Linked DNA regions of Homo sapiens: region 2 is linked to region 1. A link is a contact called in ENCODE Hi-C or POLR2A ChIA-PET data. All regions are on one chromosome and are shown on one strand. The core of a region is the stretch at or near the end of the contact, and the rest is flanking DNA. Distances in the headings are between cores, read along the strand shown.

Region 1 (4,377 bases), core at 1,184-3,683:
TGGTGTGAAAGTTGTCACAATCAAAATGGAGTTACTAATGTTAAGAAACCCTGACAAACAGAGCTAGGGAAGGCTGCCTACGAAGAGAGGGTTCTTACATTTGTATACCTGATAACAAAAACTATCAAAAAAAGACTGCAAAACCCACAACCTTGCACAAAGGCCATCACAACCTTACATAAAAAAATACTTCTGCAAGGACATCTCCCCAGCAAATGCCTGTCCAACCTCGGACTGGCGTCACCCTTGTTATTGATCTTTGTAGTCAAGGATAATTATTTCAAAACAATTATGTAATCCTTTCCATTTTTTCCTTTAAACACCTTTGTCTTCCTTTACATCCCTGAATATGCGGTTAACTGTGATGTGTATATTTTCATTGCAATGCTCTATTCCCAAATAAACATTATTTTCTTTTAGAAAGCCTCTCTGTTATTTAGGTTGACACTGATTTTGATGTCTTACTAGAGCTTTGTAAGATGTCACCATTGGGGAAAGCATGGGACTCTGGACTATTTTTGCAACTTCTTGTGAGTCTATAATTATTTCAAAATAAAAAGTTAAAAAAAAAAAAAAGGAAAAGTAAGTAGGCTGAGTACCTACGGGTGGTGTTTAGGGAAGTGAGCAAGAGGAGCATGGAGAGCCAACCTGAAGCTGAGAAGTTTTTCCAGTTTAACTTATAAAGGACCTAAGCTTGCTCCTCACCATCGCTTTTGCTGTTACTATCCCTGTAGTGCTCTTCGTTCTGCCCATTTTAGACAGCTGTTTCTCTATCGCTTGTTAGGCTGCTGAGCAGAGAACTAGATCTATTCCTAATAGCAAACCAATCAATCCTAGCCCATTGGATGTAACCTCCAGGCCTTGAGCCCTTTTCAGTTATTAGTTTTCCCACTGCCTAATACTGAGAGTCGGCTTTCTTGCTGCCAGAGGTGTTTTTCATTATGACGTCTGAATTTGATGCCACTGCGGGTGCTAGAAGTTGCCAGAAGGCTGTCCTCCAGATAACTGTCCCTTGGCTCTAACTTGTGTCATTGTTTTGTTGCAATTAACATTCAGAATATGTGCGGTCATCTTATTAAAATTTATATTTTTTAATGGAGAAAGCACACAGAGAGAGTTGATTGTGGAGCTGTGGTTTACTCTTGCTCTTAGTTACCTGTGTCTAAATTAAGCTGAACCTCTGGGCCTTAGCTATTTCTAAACAGGCATCACGATTTACTAAGGTTAATGCCTGAGGGAACATTAACCTTGCAGACACTAATCTAATTCAGTGTCATCACAAGTGCATAATGCAGGAGTTTGGAATTTTGCCAAAAAGCACTATTCAAATGAACATTTAGTTGGCAAGGGGTGGGAAGGCGGGTGTGGAAAAGGGAAGGAGAACACCAGAAATGGCTCTATAGATATTTTCATGCCTTTTCTTTTCCCTCTCCCCTCAAAGGTTACGTTTAAGTATTGCAGAGAGGCGCTAAATGGAATCTTCATATTATTATGAAGAAATCCCAATGAACGCGTTTTATCCCACGGCAAGTTCCAGATGCTCACAATTACTCAACATTCACTGAGCATCTTTTATGTTATATGGCTGACCTTGTGCTAGGGTGTGTACACAAAGATGAGTAATTGTAAACGATGGCAGTATGCAGAAGCACCTCAGGGCGCCTAATGTTAGCTGACGAAGGCACCATTAAGGAGGTCACAGTTTGGCTAAAGGGCCCCCAAAGGATGAGACAACTGTGTAATCCTAGCTCTATAGAGATCATTACCAAGTCTTTGCCATACAAAGTTTGGGCTTCAGGTGAAATGAGAAGGGCAAGGTTCTGCCCAAGAGGGTCCAGGGCCGGATCTCTTGATCTGTGTCTATGCCCACACCCTGCATCTCAGCTTGCAGACACTAATAGGGTTTGCCAGTTTCAAGGGCGCAGGGCTACATCTTCCGGAAAAGGTGGCATTTGAAGGTGGTAAGAGGCCAACGACTGGAGGTGGCGGCGAAGGGCTAGGTAAGACAGAATAAATGAAAAAGCCAAGACATTTCTGGCAAATAACCTTTCACCTAGGTCCCCGACCCTTCCATTTCCCCAGGCCTGAAACGCTCCCGAATCCCCGAGTCCTCCACTTTCCAAGCGCTGGGCATTGGTTAAGGCTGTAGGAGCAGGGAGTCCCCCGCTCTAAGAGAGTTCCTCAGTTCCGATCTTTTTCAAACCGCTTTCCTCCCAGGCCCAGCCTGGGGGGCCTGCGGCTCGGGTCCAGCTTCCACGGCCACCCTGGGCTGGTGACACGCAGGCGCCGGAATCGAAGCCACGCTGTGTCTTTCCAGCCAGGTCTCTGCGCCAGACGAGGGCGGGCGCCGCGGAGCGCTTCCCGTGTGCGGGGCTTCCCACAATGCACCGGGCCGGCAGTGGCGGCGACCGCGGCGGCGCTCTAGCTGCGGCATGTCTGCGTCTCTACTGCTCTGGGAGGAGGAAGAGAAGGAGGAAGAGGAGGAGGAGGAGGAGGGGGAGGAAGAGGAGAAAGGCGCAGGGGTGGGAGCTGTTGCCGAAGCTGCCACAGCAAAAGTTCTCCCCCCTCCCCCCTTCCCCTCCTCTCAAGGCCCCTAGAAAGGTTGGAGCTGCCGCCGCCTGCAGTCGGTGACCGCGCGACTCGGCGCCCGCCCGCGGTAAAGCGCTCGGCCTGGCAGGCCCGGGCCCGGGGGAGGGCGGGGGAGGGGGAGGGGGCGGCGCGCGGGGGGAGCGCGCGGCGGTAACGGCCTGACCCCGGGGGGAGCGAGCCGTGGCGAGGCTGGGGGTGGCCAGGGGGCCAGCCGAGGCCGAGGGAAACGCTGGGGCTGGCTGGGGGACGTGAGGAAGCAGGGCGCGGAGGGTGGGTTGGGGGGTTGAGGAGGGATAATGACGGGGGTGGCGGAGGCGAGAAGGCGGCCTCCGAGGCTGGAGGCGGGTGTCAGAGGTAGGGGAGGAGGTGGGATGTTTGCACGGGGAGGCCGGAGGGTGCTGGGTGTGGGTGTGAAAAGGCTAGGGAGACACCAGGGCTCTGTCCACCGTGCCTGGTGCAGTGCTTTATGCACCGCAGGCCTCAGTCACTGTTGCTGCCGGAGTGTGCTCTTTGGGAGAAGGGAAGGGCAGGGGTTGGAGAAAAGGGAATGCTTGCAGGAAACGTAGTGGGAGTGCGAACAGGGCGAGGGGCCGGAGGAAAGATGCCGGAGAGGTGGAGGAATGCGGGGAGGTGGCTGTGGAGGAGTCTTGAGGATTCTGGGGGGTGTTCATTGTGCAGATACGTTAGGTATTTCATTATGGAAAGAACTGAAGCGTTTCTCAGGGAAGGAAAGAAGGGAGATAGGAGTTCCCGTGAATAGAAAGGATCGCGTTTGAAGCAAGAGGGAGTGCTAAATAGTAGAGAAGATGCAGGGAATGCATAATAGAATAGACAGATGTAGTATAATTAATAAATATTGGCCTAAGTACTGAAGAGTTATTCCAGATGGGCCGGGATGGCCTAGTTCCGAACCTGTGTGGGCTGTTCAGTAGATGACATCTGGTAAGTGTGGGTCTGGGCCGTGGTTGGGGTCACTGAGAATTAGATTTTAGTCTGTAGTTTGGTCTGTGACATTTTAGACGTGCACCAATGAGTATGAGAACCTCTGAAGCAGACCTTGAGAAAGGGTCTGGCCTGTGGGGATTCCTTAGGCTATGGAGCTTCGATTTTAGAAAATTTGAAGTATTAACACTTACCCGAGGTTGGGTAAATACTATCCTGGCAAACGCTGGAATGGAAATTAATTGACTTGGTGGTTTTCTTCACTGCCCAGTTTATCTGGTCCAGGAGAATTGGTGCCGTATTATTCAGCCTGGATTGCAGTACACAAGATTATAATTAATGGTCGGGGGGAAGACATGCTTGCTGGCTCTTCTTTAGATACTTCATTTGTAGCTCAAATTAGTTGGCTGGATTGGTTCCATAAATCTGTGGCTGGTGGGAGATCTTCTGCCATTCACAGTTCCTGAAGTGAACTGTGAGGGAGTTCTCCAGTGAGAGAATACTCTCATTCAGGCATGATGGCATTGAAGAAAACGTATCAGCCAGCAAAGTGTGGGCCTGCAGAATGGAGGAGCTAGAATATCTGTTTTGGTTTTAGGTTGCAAGGAGGTCAGGACTAGTTATCAGAAGGTCTAGGGGAACCTAGGAGACTGGACGACTCTAGAGCCAGGTTGGAGGGAGGATTAGCATCTCTATGTCAGGAAATGAACCAAGCTCTCTCTGGATTTGCTGAGCTCACACCAGACCAGATTTCCAAGAGGGAACTCTGGGCTAGAACCATACTCTTAAAAACTACCCGGATATTATTCACCTTTTATTAAGAAAAAACTATATACAGCTGGGCGC
Region 2 (4,377 bases), core at 972-3,471, 490 kb after region 1:
ATATTATAGAATATGTTAACCCCAAATATCTGAGACCAGTCTCAGTCAATTTAGAAAGTTTATTTTGCCAAGGTTAAGGATGTGCCAGTGACGGGAAGTCCTGACAATATGTACCCAAGGTGGTCGGGGTTACAGTGTGCTTTTATACGTTTTAGGGAGACATGAGACATCAATCAATATGTGTAAGACGTACATTGGTTTGGTTTTGTAAGGCAGGACAACTTGAAGTGGGGGCTTCCAGGTTAGAAGCAGATAAGAGACAAAAGGTTGCATTCTTTTGGGTCCTTGATCAGCCTTCCACTGAATACACAATTTAGTCTGGCTCAGTGAATCTGCATTTTTACATAAACAATAGGCCAGAGGGAGCAATCAGGTATTCATTTGTCTCAGGTGAGCCTCAGAGGGATGACTTTGAGTTCTGTCTGTCCTTTGTCCAAAAGGAATTTCCTGTGGGTAAATTGTGAGGGAGGTATGTAGCTTCTTAGCTATCTTAATTAGGCATAAAATGGGAGGCAGGTTTGCCTGACACGGTTCCCAGCTTGATTTTTCTCCTGGCTTAGTGATTTGGGGGCCCTGAGATTTATTTTCCTTTCACAAATACTATAAAGGAGCTTGCTATGGACTGCTGCATCTTTGCCCCCAGGCACACTATATTGTACTTCAAGAAGTTTACTTCCTCAGGCATTGAGGCACCACCTTGTTAGAGTTTGGGAGGAGGCCAAGAAATAAAGGTTAACATCCAAACTCCTTGAGCTGGGCAGTTAGGACAGTTTTCCACTGGGCCCTCCAAGCCATTCTTCCACCAGGTCCCTGGCCTGCAAAGGTGAGACCCCTTTGTTCTTTCCCCCTTACTGCTTCAGTTTTAGCCAAGCCATGCTGCACTTTTGAACGAGGCATCCTAGCTGTCACTTCCTCCAGCAGTTAACCCCTCTGTCCCTCGGTTCCTCAACTGGATAACAGTAGGGTTGTCGGAGGATGAAATGAGTTAATATGGGTAAAGGACTTAGAACAGTGCCTGGCTGGCAGTGTGCTCTCTGTACTTGGTAGGTATTCTATCGTTATTTTCCCCTACCTGAATGTCGCCTCTTCTCTTGCCTATCAACCACTCCACTCTAAACGCACTTGTAGCGAATCCAAGCCCAAGGCATCCTTTCCTGCACCATCTGAGGAAGACCCCACCCCACTCTTTATTGGCTAGTTCAGATCCAGCTTATATGTAAATGATAAGATGAAAGCCTGAGCATATGTTTTTGAGTCTATCAGTTTGATCATGGAAACTGACAGATTATCAGTAAGGACAACGAAATATAGCGGCATATTGGCCAGTCTCAAATCCTTGAAAGGTGCAAAAGTTAAAAAGTGAAAAGTGGGCCGGGCACGGTGGCTCGCACCTGTAATCTCAGCACTTTAGGAGGCAGACACAGGAGGAATGCTTGAGCCCAGGAGTTCAAGACTAACCTGAGCAACACAGCGAGACCCCCATCTCTACAAAACATGTAAAAATTGTCCGGGTGTGGTGGCGCGCGCCTGTAGTCCCAGTTACTCAGGAGGCTAAGGTGGAGGAACCTTTGAGCCCAGGAGGTCCAGGCTGCAGTGAGCCAAGACTGGGCCAGTGCACTCCAGCCTGAGTGAGAGCAAGACGCTGTCTCAAAAAAAAAAAAAAAAGAAAAGAAAAAGAAATGTAGGTTTTACTTGTGCCTCCACGCCCCACCACGCCCTCCCTTGCTCATCCAGAAGTCGCTTTGCGGTTCCACGCGCGGGCGTCTACGTCCCATCTCAGGCCGCCGGCAGTGAGGCTTTGGGAGGATGAGGCGGTACCGGCACGACCCCCGTACCTGCTCTCCCTCTCGCAGTCTAGCAACCGCCTTTGGCCCAAGTAATCTCGGCTCGCCTAATACAGCGTGCCCCGCCCCTTTCCCGTGGCGACGGGCGGCTAAGCAACGGGAGCGGGCTCTACTCAGTGGTTTCGAGCCCCCCACGCCCCAAGTGAGTCGCAAGCGACTTCCACCTGGGCCCGTAGGGCCTCCGCGTCCCGGGCCGGTCCCCGCACAGGGCGGAGCTGGCCCGGCCCGGAGCTCGCCCCGCCCCGCCTCACCGTAAGCTGACCGTGTGGCGGCCGGGCGAGGGCCTGGCAGGGGAGAGAAGGGGAGGAGAAAGGAGAGGAGGAAAGTGGAGCCTGGCGGGCCGGAGGGAGGAAGGGAAGGGGCGGAGGCCAGGGGCAGAGTGTGCCGGCGCGCGGGGGAGTCTCGGCGCTGGGCGCGTCTCGGAGCCCAAGTCGCGGCCGCCGAGCGGAGCCAGCCCCTCCCCTACCCGGAGCAGCCCGCTGGGGCCGTCCCGAGCGGCGACACACTAGGAGTCCCGGCCGGCCAGCCAGGGCAGCCGCGGTCCCGGGACTCGGCCGTGAGTGCTGCGGGACGGATGGTGGCGGCGGGGCGCGGGCCAGCGCGGGCGCCGTGAGCCGGAGCTGCGCGCGGGGCATGCGGCTGCGGCCCCCGGCCCTCGGCCCCCGCGCTCCGGCCCCAGCCCCGGCCGCCGGCCCCCGCGGAGTGCAGCGACCGCGCCGCCGCTGAGGGAGGCGCCCCACCATGCCGCGGGCCCCGGCGCCGCTGTACGCCTGCCTCCTGGGGCTCTGCGCGCTCCTGCCCCGGCTCGCAGGTAAGCCGCGCCGCCCACGGCGCCCAGAGAAACTTTGTCGCACACTCAGCCGCGGGCGGGCGTCTCGGAGGGGCGGGGAGCGCAGGCGGTGCCTGAGGGCGGAGGGCGCCTTCGGGGCACTCCCTGGTGGGCCAGTCGCTGGGGGACAGCCCCGCGGGGCGCTCCCCGCGCGCAGCCCCGCCGGGCTGTCGTGAGTCTCCTGTTCCCTCCCGGGCTGAGGAGGAGCTTCCCTTCCTGTGTAAACAGGCTGGCCGGCCTGCTGACCTAGCCCGCCAGGGCCCGCGCCCAGGGCACGGGGAGGACCGCCGCCAGCCCTGCCTTGGGGCCCGGGCTCTCCGTTGGCGGGCACAAAGCGGTCCTTGTGGCCGGCCGGGAGCGGGCGGGCTGCTGGGGGGATGCCGTCGGTGCCCTGTTCCCGGAGAAGCAAGGGAGTCTCGAAACCCCAGCCAAAGCCCGGGGCCACCTCCACTCCGGAGGGCTCGCCTCCTGGAACAGCGGGTGCACAGGGCCCACAGCGAATCCTGGAGTTCGCTGCGCCTAGGCTAGCCGCCTGCCTTTGAAGATGCAGCCCCCACCCTCCCCGCCCCCCGCCTGCTTCCTCCTCGCCTAGGCCACCGCAAACCCGAGGGGGCACCCGCGTCCCAAACCACAGCCCCACCTGGGACTTCCCTATTAAATTCCTTCTGCCCGACTTTATCCCGCGATTTGCACACGCTCGGAGCCTCACACTCCCCTAACTGTGGAGGATTCTGGAGCAGAGGACAGGGGCTGTGGAGATTGCCTTAGCCCGACGCTGCGGTGGGCTGGCAGCGTTGCAAGGATCCCTCGGTTACCTGCTCTAACTTTTCAGAGTTGGGAGATGATTGGACGTGGTAGTTTGGAGGCCCTCGAGGAAGGATGCACTTGTTTGGGATGCGGATTTTCTCCTTTCTTTTAGGAAATAATAGTGCTCTATTAACTTTCAAGCCGGAGATACTTGATTGCTCTTGTGAGCCAAGTGGTTGCCTGGCTGCCCGAAGGGAGGACTGTTCCCCCACGGTGTCTCATTTACATGAAGGCAGTGGAGGTTTAGGTTTAAGAGCGGAGGAGGGGTCTGAGCAAACAATAACTTCGTTCAGACCCTAATTCAAACTTAATACTGTAGCAAGGTTTTTGGTTTTTGTTTTAAATGGGAAAATAATCACTCCAGAGCTTGGAGAGTAGATGAGTGGATTCCAAACACCCATCCGGCAGCCAGTGCCCATCACGGATATTTTCATGGGTCCCTAGGGAAAGCGAGGAGCAGGAAGATGTAGCCTGCATCACACAGGAATGTATTGTTGTCAACGCTCCCCTGCTCCACAAGGACTTTCCTTTAGTTTGAAATTAGGCACTTTTTCTTTTTTTGGTGGGAACATTTTCTTTTAATACTTCTTAATAATATTAGTAGTTTTTAATTTTGGCAAAATAAGAAAATCTGACAACCCTATGTTAAGCTCCCCTTCTCTTTTTCTGTTTGTTTCTTTTGTTTTGTTTTTAAATCTTAGTTTTCTTTGAAATCCAAAAGTTCAGAAACTGCCAAAGGAGATGGCTTTTAAGTTCCTTTCCAGCTTGACATTCTGTAATTCTGACAAACAGAATTATAATAATAATTTCTAGTTGCAAATAATTTTTTTTTTTTGAGTCAGAGTTTCAGTCTTGTAGCCCAGGCTGGAGTGCAGTGGTGCCATCTCGGCTCACTGC

Evidence for each region. Hi-C counts contacts between places; a loop is a spot of excess contacts on that map. ChIA-PET counts read pairs that join two places held with the same protein, here RNA polymerase II (POLR2A). Pooled maps may share reads with other maps.
Region 2: a pooled map shows a loop between it and region 1 (4-fold over the local background). The contact joins the promoter of ITGB5 here to the promoter of ZNF148 in region 1. A Hi-C loop is called at or near these places in 1 of 168 maps with a recorded cell type or tissue (mesothelial cell of epicardium) and 2 of 50 pooled maps. POLR2A ChIA-PET finds 5 or more read pairs at or near these places in 3 of 52 experiments (BJ, Panc1 and WTC11).

Annotation. Positions count from the first base shown.
Region 1 is chr3:125,373,381-125,377,757 of GRCh38, reverse strand. It overlaps ZNF148 (zinc finger protein 148), which reads left to right and starts at 2,433. Exons shown (of 9, transcript NM_021964.3): 1 at 2,433-2,656. LOC105374080 (a long non-coding RNA gene) reads right to left here and starts at 2,332. Exons shown (of 3, transcript XR_924427.3): 1 at 706-2,332. RefSeq lists enhancers at 2,109-2,158, 2,269-2,538 and a silencer at 2,649-2,698.
Region 2 is chr3:124,885,209-124,889,585 of GRCh38, reverse strand. It overlaps ITGB5 (integrin subunit beta 5), which reads left to right and starts at 2,221. Exons shown (of 15, transcript NM_002213.5): 1 at 2,221-2,655. The coding sequence starts at 2,586. RefSeq lists enhancers at 1-845, 846-1,728, 3,497-4,377 and silencers at 1,843-2,282, 2,743-2,832.